2 separate regions of the Homo sapiens genome follow, and region 2 is linked to region 1. Evidence: read pairs that join two places in POLR2A ChIA-PET (ENCODE). Cell type or tissue: MCF 10A. All regions are shown on one strand. Each heading gives the region's core, and the rest is flanking DNA. Links, peaks and the distances in the headings are about the cores only.

What was found. Peaks named below come from ENCODE experiments on the same cell type or tissue, not always from the same donor. Only the 100,000 strongest peaks of a DNase experiment are listed, where the experiment ranks them.
Region 2: POLR2A ChIA-PET joins it to region 1 with 5 read pairs; 2 of 35 experiments call an interaction of 5 or more read pairs at or near these places.

The regions. Positions count from the first base shown.
Region 1 is chr22:45,609,421-45,615,600 of GRCh38, forward strand. No RefSeq gene overlaps it. Among named protein-coding and RNA genes, the nearest start is that of LINC01589, 6.9 kb to the left of the region's middle. In MCF 10A, for the core only: no CTCF peak of the experiment used is centred there; a DNase peak (open chromatin) is centred at 3,141.
Region 2 is chr22:46,301,781-46,307,960 of GRCh38, forward strand. All of the region lies in intron 2 of GTSE1 (G2 and S-phase expressed 1), which reads left to right. Among named protein-coding and RNA genes, the nearest start is that of GTSE1, 8.0 kb to the left of the region's middle. In MCF 10A, for the core only: no CTCF peak of the experiment used is centred there; no DNase peak of the experiment used is centred there.

The DNA.
Region 1 (6,180 bases), core at 1,199-5,198:
CACCTCCGCTAAAAATACAAGAATTAGCCAGGCGTGGTGGCACATGCCTGTAGTCCCAACTACTCAGGAGGCTGAGGCAGGAGAATCACTTGAACCTGGGAGGCAGAGGTTGTAGTTAGCCGAGATCATGCTACTGCACTCCAGCCTGGGTGACAGAGTGAGACCCCATCTCAAAAAAAAAAAGAAAAAAGAAAAAAAAGAAAGAAAAAGAAAGGACATTTCTAACTGGACAGGGATGACCTTCGTTAGAGAAACAGCAGCAACTTGGCCTTCACCAGCCCCAAACAACACTGCCAGGTTGAGATCATTACTACCATTTTGCAGAGGACAAATGTGAGCCTCAGAAACGAAGAAACTCCCCCAGAGTAGGACACGGCCAAGCTGTTTCTTACCCTCCGGCCTCCTGTGCTCTTTCCATGACAAGCAGAAAGAAGAGGCTACCTTTGGTTTAAGGTCTCGATAAACTTTGACACTGTGGAACCAATCCTTCCTCCTTGCAAACAACATTCAGTTCAACTTGGTGAATCTCTATTGACCATTTATTATGTGCAAATGCCTGTATGCATGAAATAAAATTAAAAAATAAAATATGCATGAAATTAAAACAACACACAACAATAACCAGGCATGGACACAAGGCCTAGGAAGGGCTTGGCATGAACACACTAAATCAATTTAGCCGAGGAGACCATTCCCAATATTCTGGAGGGGGCAAGTCTGATATTAACTCCCCGGGGAAAAGAGCCCTTTCCTCGCTTACTCCTGGTAGGACCAAACCCAATATCTAGCACTTTTTACCAACTCTTTCAAGATCCTCCCAGAGAGTTTTTTCATCTGTATCAGTTCTCTCATCTGAAAAGTGAGCCTAATAATTACTACCTTGCAGGAGTTTGGGGAGTATGAAGCAAGATGGTGACTACAAAACGTGGGCACGGTGCCTGGTCCGGAAGAGGAGCTCAGAAAATATCTGTTCCAGTTCTTCTCTTCCTTTCCCAGGCACGTGCCTTTGTGAGTTCTCAGTAAATGTCACCTCACTCTCCTTTTTTAAAAAAATAAAAATTTTTCGGCATGTCTCCTATAACTCAGGTACAGGGCTAGGCCCAGAGATACAGTGATGAATGAGACACAGTGGTGGTTACGGGACTTACCAGCAGGATAACGTGAAGGCTGGCACGGGGTCTTTCAGGCCCAGTAAAAGCAAGTTTCTTTCATTGTTTATTGCAAATTTACTGAACTACGTTTTGTTTTCATCATTTGTGTTTTCTTAATTTTCTCTCAATGCACCAAACTGTTTAAGACAAAGCTCGTTTCAATTTCATAAGAGAAATGAATTCTAGAAGCAGGGTCCAATGAAGTTGGCCATTATTTAACTTCACTAACGTGAATAAAAGCAACCTATGCTTTTAGTATACAAATAATTTTGTAAAAGGTAAAGAGTATCATAATAGAAATCACCCTACACGATAGCCAAAAGGCGGAAGCAACCCAATTGTTCACCAATGGACAAACGGATAAACGAAATGTGATCTATGGCCAGGTGCAGTGGCTCATGGCTGTAATCCCAGCATTGTGGGAGGCCAAGGATGGCAGATTTTTTGAGCCCAGGGGTTTGAGCCCAGCCTGGGCAACATGGCAAAATCCTATATCAACCAAAAAAGAAAAAAAAATTAGCTGGATGTGGTGGTGCATGCCTATAGTCCCAGCTACTCAGAAGGCTGAGATGGGAGGACCACTTGAGCCTGGGGGGTGGGAGGTTGCAGTGAGCTGAGATCACGCAGCTGCACTCCAGCCTGGGCAACAGAGCAAGACCCTATTTCAAAAAAACAGAAAACCAGGCCCGGCATGGTGGCTCTTGCCTGTAATCCCGGCACTTTGGGAGGCCGAGGCAGGCAGATCACTTGAGGTCAGGAGTTCAAGACCAGCCTGGGCAACATGGTGAAACCCCATCTCTACTAAAAATATAAAAATTAGCCAGGTGTGGTGGTATGCACCTGTAATTCCAGCTACTTGGGAGGCTGAGGCAGGAGAATCACTTGAATCCCGGGAGGCAGAGGCTGCAATAAGCCGAGATCGCGCCATTGCACTCCAGCCTGGGTGACAGAGTGAGACTCCGTTTCAAAAAAAGAAAAACAAACAAACCCAAAATGTGGTCTGTTCATACAATGGAATATCATTCAGCCCTAAAAAGGAAGGAAATTCGGACACAGACCACAAGATGGATAAATCTTGAGGACATTGTGCTCAGTGAAATAAGAGTCGCAGTCACAAAAGGACGAATACTGTATGATTCCACTCAGATGAGGAATCTAGAGGAGTCAAATTCGTAGAGACAGGAAGCATTCATAGAATGGTGGGTGCCAGGGCCTGGGGCGAGGGGGACAGAGAGCTGGTATTTAATGGGGACTTAGGGAAAATGAGAAAAGTTATGGAGGTGAATGGTGGTGAAGGCTGTACCACGATATGAATGAACTTAGTGCTGCTGAAAATTATACGCTCAAAGATGATTAAAATGGTCAATTTTATCTTATGTATATTTTACCACTTTGAAAAATGTTTAATAAATAAAAATAAATTTTTAAAAAAGGCTGAATGAGGTGGCTTATGCCTGTAATCCTAGCACTTTAGGAGGCCGAGGTAGGAGGATCACCTGAGGTCAGGAGTTCGAGACCAGCCTGGCCAACATGGTGAAACCCAGTCTCCACTAAAACAAAAATTAGCTGGGCGTGGTGGCGGGCGCCTGTAGTCCCAGCTACTCAGGAGGCTGAGGCAGGAGAATCGCTTGAACCCAGGAGGCGGAGGTTGCAGTGAGCCGAGATCACGCCACTGCACGCCAGCCTGGGCAACAGAACAAGACTCTGTCTCAAAAAAAAAAAAAAAAAAGAAAAAAGAAATCACCTGAAAATGAACATTGTAAAACTTCTGTCTTACGGAGAGTTGCCCTAGGCCGATTTCTGCAGTTTCTTTTTCTCAGTAGAGGGCTCCTGTCGCAGCTTCCAGGTTTTCATTTACCTCCCTTCCTACTGAAGTGAGTTGCGCTCCAGGCTTCTCCCAGGAGGCACCCAGAGTGCAAATGCTGCCCAGCTACCAGCTGGAGCTGACACAAGCCTGCTGTAATTTGATGAGCGAGCAAACCCCTGTCCCAGAGCAGGAGTTGAGATCATTCGTGCAACAACAGGACGCAGCCTATTGCTAGCAACTCCTCGTGACCGGCCCCCGCCCCAGCAGCGGCTAGCCCGCAGGCCTCGGTGGAAAGAAATACCGTAAATGTAGCAGCGACTGTCATCGCTGTTTTATTTTCTCTTTGGCCTCTGGGTATTCACACCGCTTCCCCATTATTAGTCATATTATATCATCAGCCACAGTTGTGCTTGTCAACCACTCGGGGAGAGAGCTACCATTAGAATACAGGGGCATGGAAGAAAGAAAAAAGAAGCAATCCTTCTCTGGGGAAGGAGGAAAACAGGAAGGGTGGCTGCTGCATGATGGTGCGCCCGCCGCGTAGCTGTGGCTGGTGACAGACGAGGCAAAGTGGGAGACTTCATCTGGTCAGGACCCCACGGGGACTTGCTGTTGTTTTTCCCGGTCTCAGGGGCCCTCAGAGCCAGAAACAGCACAGTTGTGGACAGAGGTGGACAGAGGCCAGGCCCGCCCGTTGGCTGGTGCCTGACTCGGTGGGTCTGTGGGCTGCTTCCTGAGCGGGAGGTGACTGTGGCCAGCCTGATGCAGGGCAGAGACACCGTTTCCGTGGCAACCGGCTCTAACAATAGTGATGCACATTTCTGGCCAAAGCACAGTGGTGGGAAGAACTCGGACCGGGGAGCCAGAATGGCCTGGATTGGAGTCCAGTTCTGCTACTGACAAGCTGCATGGTGGGGGCGAGCTGTTGAGCCTCTCTGAGACGGATATGGTGGCAGCACCGGTGGAAGTGCCTAGCATGGTACCCGAGACCTAGTAAGGGCTCGGTGATGCTTGGTCACCGTCCACCATCCTCCTCCCCTTCAGCCTATGGTGAAAAATAGTCCTGTCTGTTTCGGTAACAAAACTCCAGACACCATCCTGCCCATTCGGACCGGTTCTGCACTTCCCTCCATTCATGGAGAAAGGAGCCTCGAAGGGACAATGATCACCGTCTCCTTCTGAGAACTGTGCTGGCTGGCATCCTGCAGACACCGAAGGGCCAGTTTCTAAGGACATGGCCTGGGTGTTCTGTCCAGCTGGATGGCAGGCCGTGACCCCAAAATCAGCAGTGATGATAACGAAGCGAGTGAAGCAGTATGGAGATGGCCAGTGATCACAATCCAAGATAACTAAAGGCAAATCTGTGACAAGTAAACTCAGTGACATGTATATGCTTGCCGCAGTGTTCAGTACGCAGTTAGCACATAGCCAATGCCAGTCGCCTGGCTTAACCTCTCCTTTTCTTTTGGAATATGAACAATCCACTTCATGCATAACAACTGTTAAGCACGGCCGTGCGCGGCGGCTCACGCCTGTAATCCCAGCACTTTGGGAGGCCGAGGCGGGCGGATCACTTAAGGTTAGGAGTTTGAGACCAGCCTGGCCAACATGGCGAAACCCTGTCTCTACTAAAAATACAAAAATTAGTCCGGTGTGGTGGCGGGTGCCTCTAATCCCAACTACTTGGGAGGCTGAGGCAGGAGAATTGCTTGAAACTGGAAGGCTGAGATTGCAGTGGGCCAAGATCACGCCACTACACTCCAGCCTGGGCAAAAGAGTGAAACTCCGTCTCAGAAAAAAAAAAACAAAACAAACTGTCAAGCATGAGGCAAGGTGAGGCCAGTGGCTGGCAGAACCAGCAGTACAGGGGCAAATAGTCCTCTTTGGCCTTGGTTTACTGCTTGCTTAGAGACTGAAGGGAAGAGCAGCTGCAGGTGCCAGCTCCCCATGGCCCTTGTGCAGGGCAATGGCACAGACGCCAGGGTATTCCACTGCGCAGGAGCCCATTGAGACTGCAGCTAAGAGGTTTCAGGTCCTCTGGCTATACCCCAAGGGGTGGGGAGACCAGGCAGAAAGTCTCATACCTCCTCTGAATCTGGGAGAAACCAGACATCCAGAGTCTCATGACAACCTCCTTGGTAGAGAGGGAAGCCAATGAGAAACAGTCTTGTCGCAGCTCCTCACAAGCCCCCCAAGTTCTCATGGTCCAGGAGGACCCCAAGACATCCAGCCAAGATTCAGGCCAGCTGTGTTTCAAACCCAGCCCATGTGACCTGGGTTGCACACACGCAGAGGCCAGGACAGAGCTGTTCTCCCACAAGAGTGCATGCAGGAAGCTAAGAAAACACTTGTTCAACCTCATAGAAAGTTTTTTGTTTGTTTTTCTTTGTTTGTTTTTGCTACGAAATTTCTTTAAAAGGTGATTTCTATACTTGGGTCTTAGCTTTAGCGTTTTTGCTGAGACAGCATCTTTTTTTTTTTTTTTTTTTTTGAGACGGAGTCTCGCTCTGTCACCCAGGCTGGAGTGGAGTGGCACGATCTCAGCTCACTGCAACCTCTGCTTCCCGGGTTCAAGTGATTCTTCTACTTCAGCCTTCCAAGTAGCTGGTATTACAGGCACGTGCCACCATGCCTGACTAATTTTTGTATTATTAGTAGAGACAAGGTTTTGCCATGTTGGCCAGGCTGGTCTTGAACTCCTGACCTCAAGTGATCCACCCGCCTTGGCCTCCCAAAGTGCTGAGATTACAGGTGTCAGCCACCACACTGGGCCTGAGACAGCATCTTGCTCTTTCATCCAGGCTGGAGTGCAGTAGCAATGATGCAGGGCAGGTGAGCCCCCAAATTGGGGCTTAGCCCAGGAAGGGTTTTGGTTTTATCCAGGAAAGAGTTCGAGGGTGAGCCGGTGGTGTTAGACAGCAGTTTTGATTGAAGTGGCAGTACACAGCAGCAGCAGAGGTTCTGCCCCTTGCAGAGCAGGGCTACCCCATAGGCAGTGTGCCCAGAGCAGCAGTCAGAGGCAGGTCTGCACTCACATTATACCCACTTTTAATTATATGTACATTGAGGGGTGGTTCACACAGAAATTTGTAGGATAAGGGTGTCAACTTCTGGGTTGTCTGGTCGTTGCCATGGAAAGGGGCAGTAGCTTCTGGGTGTTGCCATGGCAATGGTAAACTAACATGGCACACAGGTGACTGTGTCTTATGGAAAGCTCCTTCT
Region 2 (6,180 bases), core at 1,345-5,344, 690 kb after region 1:
GCCCAGCCTCATTACTCTTATTTTTGAGTGAGGCTGAACTTCTTGCCATCTATTTAAGAATGTTTCGGCCAGGTGCGGTGGCTTGCGCCTGTCATCCCAACACTTTGGGAGGCCAGGGTGGGCGGATCACCTGAGATCGGGAGTTCCAGACCAGCCTGACCAACATGCAGAAACCCCGTCTCTACTAAAAATACAAAATTAGCCAGACATGCTGGTTCATACTGATCCCAGCTACTTGGGAGGCTAGGGCAGGAGAATCGCTTGAACCCAGGAGGCAGAGGTTGCGGTGAGCCAAGATCGCGCCATTGCACTCCAGCCTGAGCAACAAGAGTGAAACTCCGTCTCAAAAAAAGTAAATAAAGAAAAATAAAAAAGAATGTTTTGTTTTATTTTCTGTGAACTTTATCTGTTTGTATCCTTTTTCTATCTTTATTAGATTATTAATTTTTTATTACTTTATAGATATGCTTCATGAATTAGCCCTTTATGAACTGAGTTGCAAATATTCTTTTCCCCATTTCTTGTTTAACTTATTGTGATTTTTGCCACACAGAGATGTTAAAATTTTAATGTTTGAAGGTCAATCTTTTATTTTTTATTTATTTATTTTCTGAGACATGTTCTTGTTCTGTTGCCTGGGCCTGAGTGTAGTGGCGAGATTGTGGCTCACTGCAGCTTTGACCTCCCAGGCTCATGCGATCCTCCTTCCTAAGCCTCCCTGGTAGCTGAGACTACCACGCCTAGCTAATTTTTGTATTTTTTGTACAGACAAGGTCTCCCTATGTTGTCTAGGCTGGTCTCAAACTCCTAGGCTCAAGCGTTCCTCCCACCTCAGCCTCCCAAAGTGCTGGGATTACAGATGTGAGCCACTGGGCCCAGCCGACCAATCTTTGGTAGCTTCCAGTTTAGTGTCATAGTTAGAAGTCCACACTCCCAAGTTACAAAAGTTTCCTCATAGCTGATTCTTGTTTGTTTAGGGCTTTGTTTTTTTTCCATTAAGTCCTTGATTTGTTTGGAATTAGGCCTGATGTGGTGTGAGGCATGGACCAAACTTAGTTGGCATTTTTCCAGATGATTATGTAGTTTATTTTAATACCATTTTTTCACTTTCCCTCTTTTTTTTTTTTTTTTTTCTTTGAGTTGGAGTCTTGCTCTGTCACCCAGGCTGGAGTGCAGTGGCGTGATCTTGGCTCACTGCAAGCTCCGCCTCCCAGGTTCATGCCATTCTTCTGCATCAGCCTCCCAAGTAGCTGGGACTACAGGCACCTGCCACCACACCCGGCTAATTTTTTGTATTTTTTAGTAGAGATGGGGTTTCACCGTGTTAGCCAGGATGGTCTCGATCTCCTGACCTTGTGATCCACCCTCCTCGGCCTCCCAAAGTGCTGGGATTACAGATGTGAGCCACCCTGCCCGGTCTACTTTCCCTCTTTATTTGATATGTTACTTTTATGATATGCCAAGTCTTCTTTATATCCATTTTGCATATTTCTTGTTAGGTTTGTTTATCGTTATTTTGCATCTTTCGTTGCTGCTAGAAACGAAGTATTTTCTTCCATGTTATCTTCTCACTGTTCTTTGTAGATATGAAAGCTGTTGATTGCTCTGTAATGATTTTGTCCTTAGCCATGTTCTTTTATCCTTTTACTACTTATAGTAGTTTCCAGTTGATCTTCTTGATTTGTTTCTCGTGTCTATAATCATGGCATCTGTGCAGTGTGATCATGTTACCTCCACATTCCTTCCTTTGCCTGACTGTGTTGCTTTATGTGTCCAGAACAGTGTTAAGAATTGTGCTTGGAGATGTCATTGCCACGTGCCTGGCTTTAATGGAATTGCTTCTGTGGTTTTTCATTAAGTCCGATACTGGGTTATGGGTTAATTTCCAAGTAAATGGTAGTCGTAGGTGTGCTATTCATGAGCATTTCTATGTGTTTGTCTTCTGGGCATGTAATAGAATTGTACTCCCTGTTCACTTGAAATTCAGTTGGCTCTGGTGACTCACTTGGCCAGTGAAATGGGAATGTTGTCGTGTGTGTCATTTCTGGGTGGAAATCTTCAAGAACCAGTGTGGAATTGGTTCTTTTCCTTCCTGCCATGGAGACGAGCGGTGTTCCTGATGGTGGAGGCTCCATCAGTTGGGGTCCTGGAGTGAGGAGGCCAGGGAGCAGGGCCCCAGCCTACCCCTCTGCAGACATATAGTTTGAGTGAGAAATATACCTTTGTGGTTTTTGGTTTGTTTTGAGACAGTGTCTCTTGCTCTATTGCCCAGGATGGAGTGCAGTGGCTTGATCATAGCTCACTGCAGCCGCAAGCTCCTGGGCTCAGCATCCTGAGTAGCTGGGACTACAGGTATATGGCACCATACCCCGCTCATTTTTTTTTTTCTTTTTGTAGAGCTGGGGTCTCGCTATGTTGCGAGGGCTGGCCTTGAACCCCTGGGCCTCAAGTGATCCTCCTTGGCCTCCCATAGTGCTGGGATTACAGGCACAGGCCACCATACCTGGCCTACCTTTGTTGTTTTAAGGGTTGTTACTTCAGCATGTTAGCCTATCCTAACTGGTAAGATCAATTTGTTCCTGTCTTTAGAAGGAATACTTCTGACGTTATCCCACTGAACCTAATGCTGGCTTTGGGTTGAGATGGGGATTTCCTTATATATCTATTACTTTTTATTAAGAGCCTCTAAAATCAAGAATGTATGTTGTATTTTATCATATGCCCGTTCAACATATGTGCAGACGATCATGGTTTTCTCTTTAGCTCTAGTAATAAAATGATTATATGAGTAGATTGTATGAAATGAAACCATCTCACAGTCATGAAATGCAGGGAGCTTGGTTGTGTTATGTTATTACCACTTTAATGTTTGCAGGATTCTTTTTGCTGGTATTCTTGTTAAAGAGTTTGATGTTAGGCCAGGTGTGGTAGCTCATACCTGTAATCCCAGCACTTTGGGAGGCCAAGGTAGGAGGAATGCTTGTTCCCAGCAGTTTGAGACCAGCCTGGGCAACATGAGGAGATCCCATCTCTACAAAAAATACAAATATTAGCCAGGGATGGTTGTGCGTGCCTGTAGTCCCAGCTACTCGGGAAGCCGAGACAGGAGGATCCCTCGAGTCCAGGAGTTCGAGGCTGCAGTGAGCTATGATTGTACCACTGTACTCCAGCCTGGGTGACAGAGCGAGACCCTGTCTCAAAAAAAGAAAAAGGATTATTATGCTGATGTAAGTAAGGCTGGTCTTTACTTTCTTTATTGATCACTTTCTAGGTTTTTTGGTAACATACTTACTTGCCTCGTGGAAGTAAGTTGGAAAGTTTTTTTTCTTTTAATCCTCTGGAGTGATGTAAATAGTATTGGAATTATTTGTTCTTTAATGTTTTGATACAATTATCCTATGAATCTAGTTGGGACGCTTTTTTGAAGAGGATAGCTCTTTAATAAATTTCACCAGTTATTTTATGATTATTGAAGTATTAAGATTTTCCCTGTCTTCTGGAGTCAGTTTTATAAATAAGTACATTTAGACAATTTAAATAAAAAATAGACTGGATGCGGTGGCTCACGCCTGTAATCCCAGCACTTTGGAAGGCCGAGATGGAGGGATCACGAGGTCAGGAGATCGAGACCATCCTGGCTAACATTGTGAAACCCCGTCTCTACTAGAAATACAAAAAATTAGCTGGGCGTGGTAGCACGTGCCTGTAATCCCAGCTACTCGGGAGGCTGAGGCAGGAAAATCGCTGGAACCTGGGAAGCAGAGGTTGTAGTGAGCCAAGATCACACCACTGCACTCCAGCCTGAGTGACAGAGTGAGACTCCATCTCAAAAAAATAAAAAGAATATACCAAGTGCAGTGGCTCACGCCTGTAATCCCAGCACTTTGGGAGGCTGAGGCAGGTGGAACACAAGGTCAGGAATTTGAGACCAGCCTGGCCAACATGGTGAAACCGCATCTCTACTAAAAATACGAAAATTAGCCCGGTGTGGTGGCGCGCGCCTGTAATCCCAGCTACTCAGGAGGCTGAGGCAGAAGAATCTCTTGAACCTGGGAGGCGGAGGTTGCAGTGAGCCAAGATCACCCCACTGCACTCCAGCCTGGGCAACAGAGTGAGACTCCATCTCAAAAAAAAAAGAATAAATAAAATTATATTTTCCTAGAAAATTATCTCTTTCAGCCAAGTTCTTAGGTTTATGTGCATGAAGTTGACAGATGTGCTTATGGATCTTTTCATTCCCTCTCTGTGTGGTTATTTCTCTTTTCTTTCTTTTGTGCATTTGTTCTGACTTCTCCTTGATTAGGTAATTAAGAATAATTGATTAATCAGGACCAAATTAGGATATTAGTATATTTTCAAATTTTATGATTTTTGAGAAGCATGCTGTGTTGTTATTTTTATTTATTTATTTATTTTTTTGAGACAGAGTCTCACTCAGTCACCCAGGCTGGAGTGCAGTGGCGCGATCTCTGCTCACTGCAAGCTCCGCCTCCCAGGTTCACGCCATTCTCCTGCCTCAGCCTCCCGAGTAGCTGGGACTACAGGCACCTGCCACCACGCCCGGCTAATTTTTTGCATTTTTTGTAGAGACAGGGTTTCACCATGTTAGCCAGGATGGTCTTGATCTCCTGACCTCGTGATCCGCCCGCCTCGGCCTCCCAAAGTGCTGGGATTACAGGCGTGAGCCATTGCGCCCAGCCTGTTTTGTTTTGTTTTCTGAGACAGAGTCTTGCTGTGTCACCCAGGCTGGAGTGCAGTGGCGCAATCTTGGTTCATTGCAACATCTACCTCCGAGGTTCAAGCAATTCTCCTGCCTCAGCCTCCCCAGTAGCTGGGATTACAGGTGCACACCACCACGCTCGGCTAATTTTTTTATTCTTTATTTTTGGTAGAGATGGGATTTTGCCACGTTGGCCAGGCTGATCTCGAACTCCTGACCACAAATCATCTGCCTGCCTCAGCCTCCCAAAGTGCTGGGATTACAGGTGTGAGCCACCTTGCCCGGCCTTCATTGTTTATTAAGATAAAAACATTTATGGGAGAGCTTTATAAGCTTTACAGTATTGAGCAAATACTGTATTTCAGTGCATTTTGATAAATATTTGCTAAGTGTCCAGGCCCTTAGCTGGACATTTGGGAATTTGGGTTAGTGTTAGACACTGTTATCTTGGAGGAGCTTATAGTCTAGTTGGGGCCATAGAAGGGTCAAGAGGCACTCACAGAGGCTAGTGCAGTGGTAGAAGTGAGGTCCAGGCACTGCGGGAGCCTTGCGGGGAGCTGGAGGAGGGAGCAGGTGCCCCTGCAGAGGGACCCACTAACCTGGAACTTGTGATCTGTTTTAGAGGGACCTGGGCAGACAGGGCCATGCCAGCTGTGATAGAATTATGGATGGGGTGGGGTACAGAGTAATTTCATCTGAGGATTCAGGAAGGACTCCAAGAAGCAATGGCGGTCAACGAATTCTTATAGAGTCCCTACTCCGTGCATTTGAGTAATATTAAATTCATTGTTGAACTATGAATAGATGTTTTGTAGCTTGTAAGAGGGGAATTTAATTCTAGGGGAGCTGAGGAAGGTGGTCTTTTGAAAATGTTCTATACCTGGAAAATGACTTATCTCTTCTTGAAAAGCTAGTTGAATGAGTCAGTGAATGCATTTTAGATTATATCTTAAAAGTAAGGACCTAAGCTTTTGGGTGGCTTAGTGAACATAGAATGGCTGATGTAATTTCTTTTTTTTTTGAGACAGAGTGTCTTTCTGTCACCCAGGCTGGAGTGCAGTGGTGCCATCTTGGCTCACTGCAACTTCCACCTCCTGGGTTCAAGCGATTCTCCTGCCTCAGCCTCCGAGTAGCTGGGACTACAGGTGTGCGCTACCATGCCTAGCCAATTTTTGTATTTTTAGTAGAGACGGGGTTTCACCATGTTGACTAGGCTGGTCTTGATCTCTTGACCTCATGATCTGCCCGCCTAGACCTCCCAAAGTGTTGGAGTTACAGGCATAAGCCACCGCCCCCAGCCGGCTGATGCAATTAAAAAAAAAAAAAACTGGCCAGGCATGGTGGCTCACGCCTGTAACCCCAACACTTTGGGAGGCCACGCCAGGAGGATCACTTGAGGCCAGGAGTTCGAGACCAGCCTGGTCAACATAGCGAGACTTCGTCACTAGAAAAAATTTAAA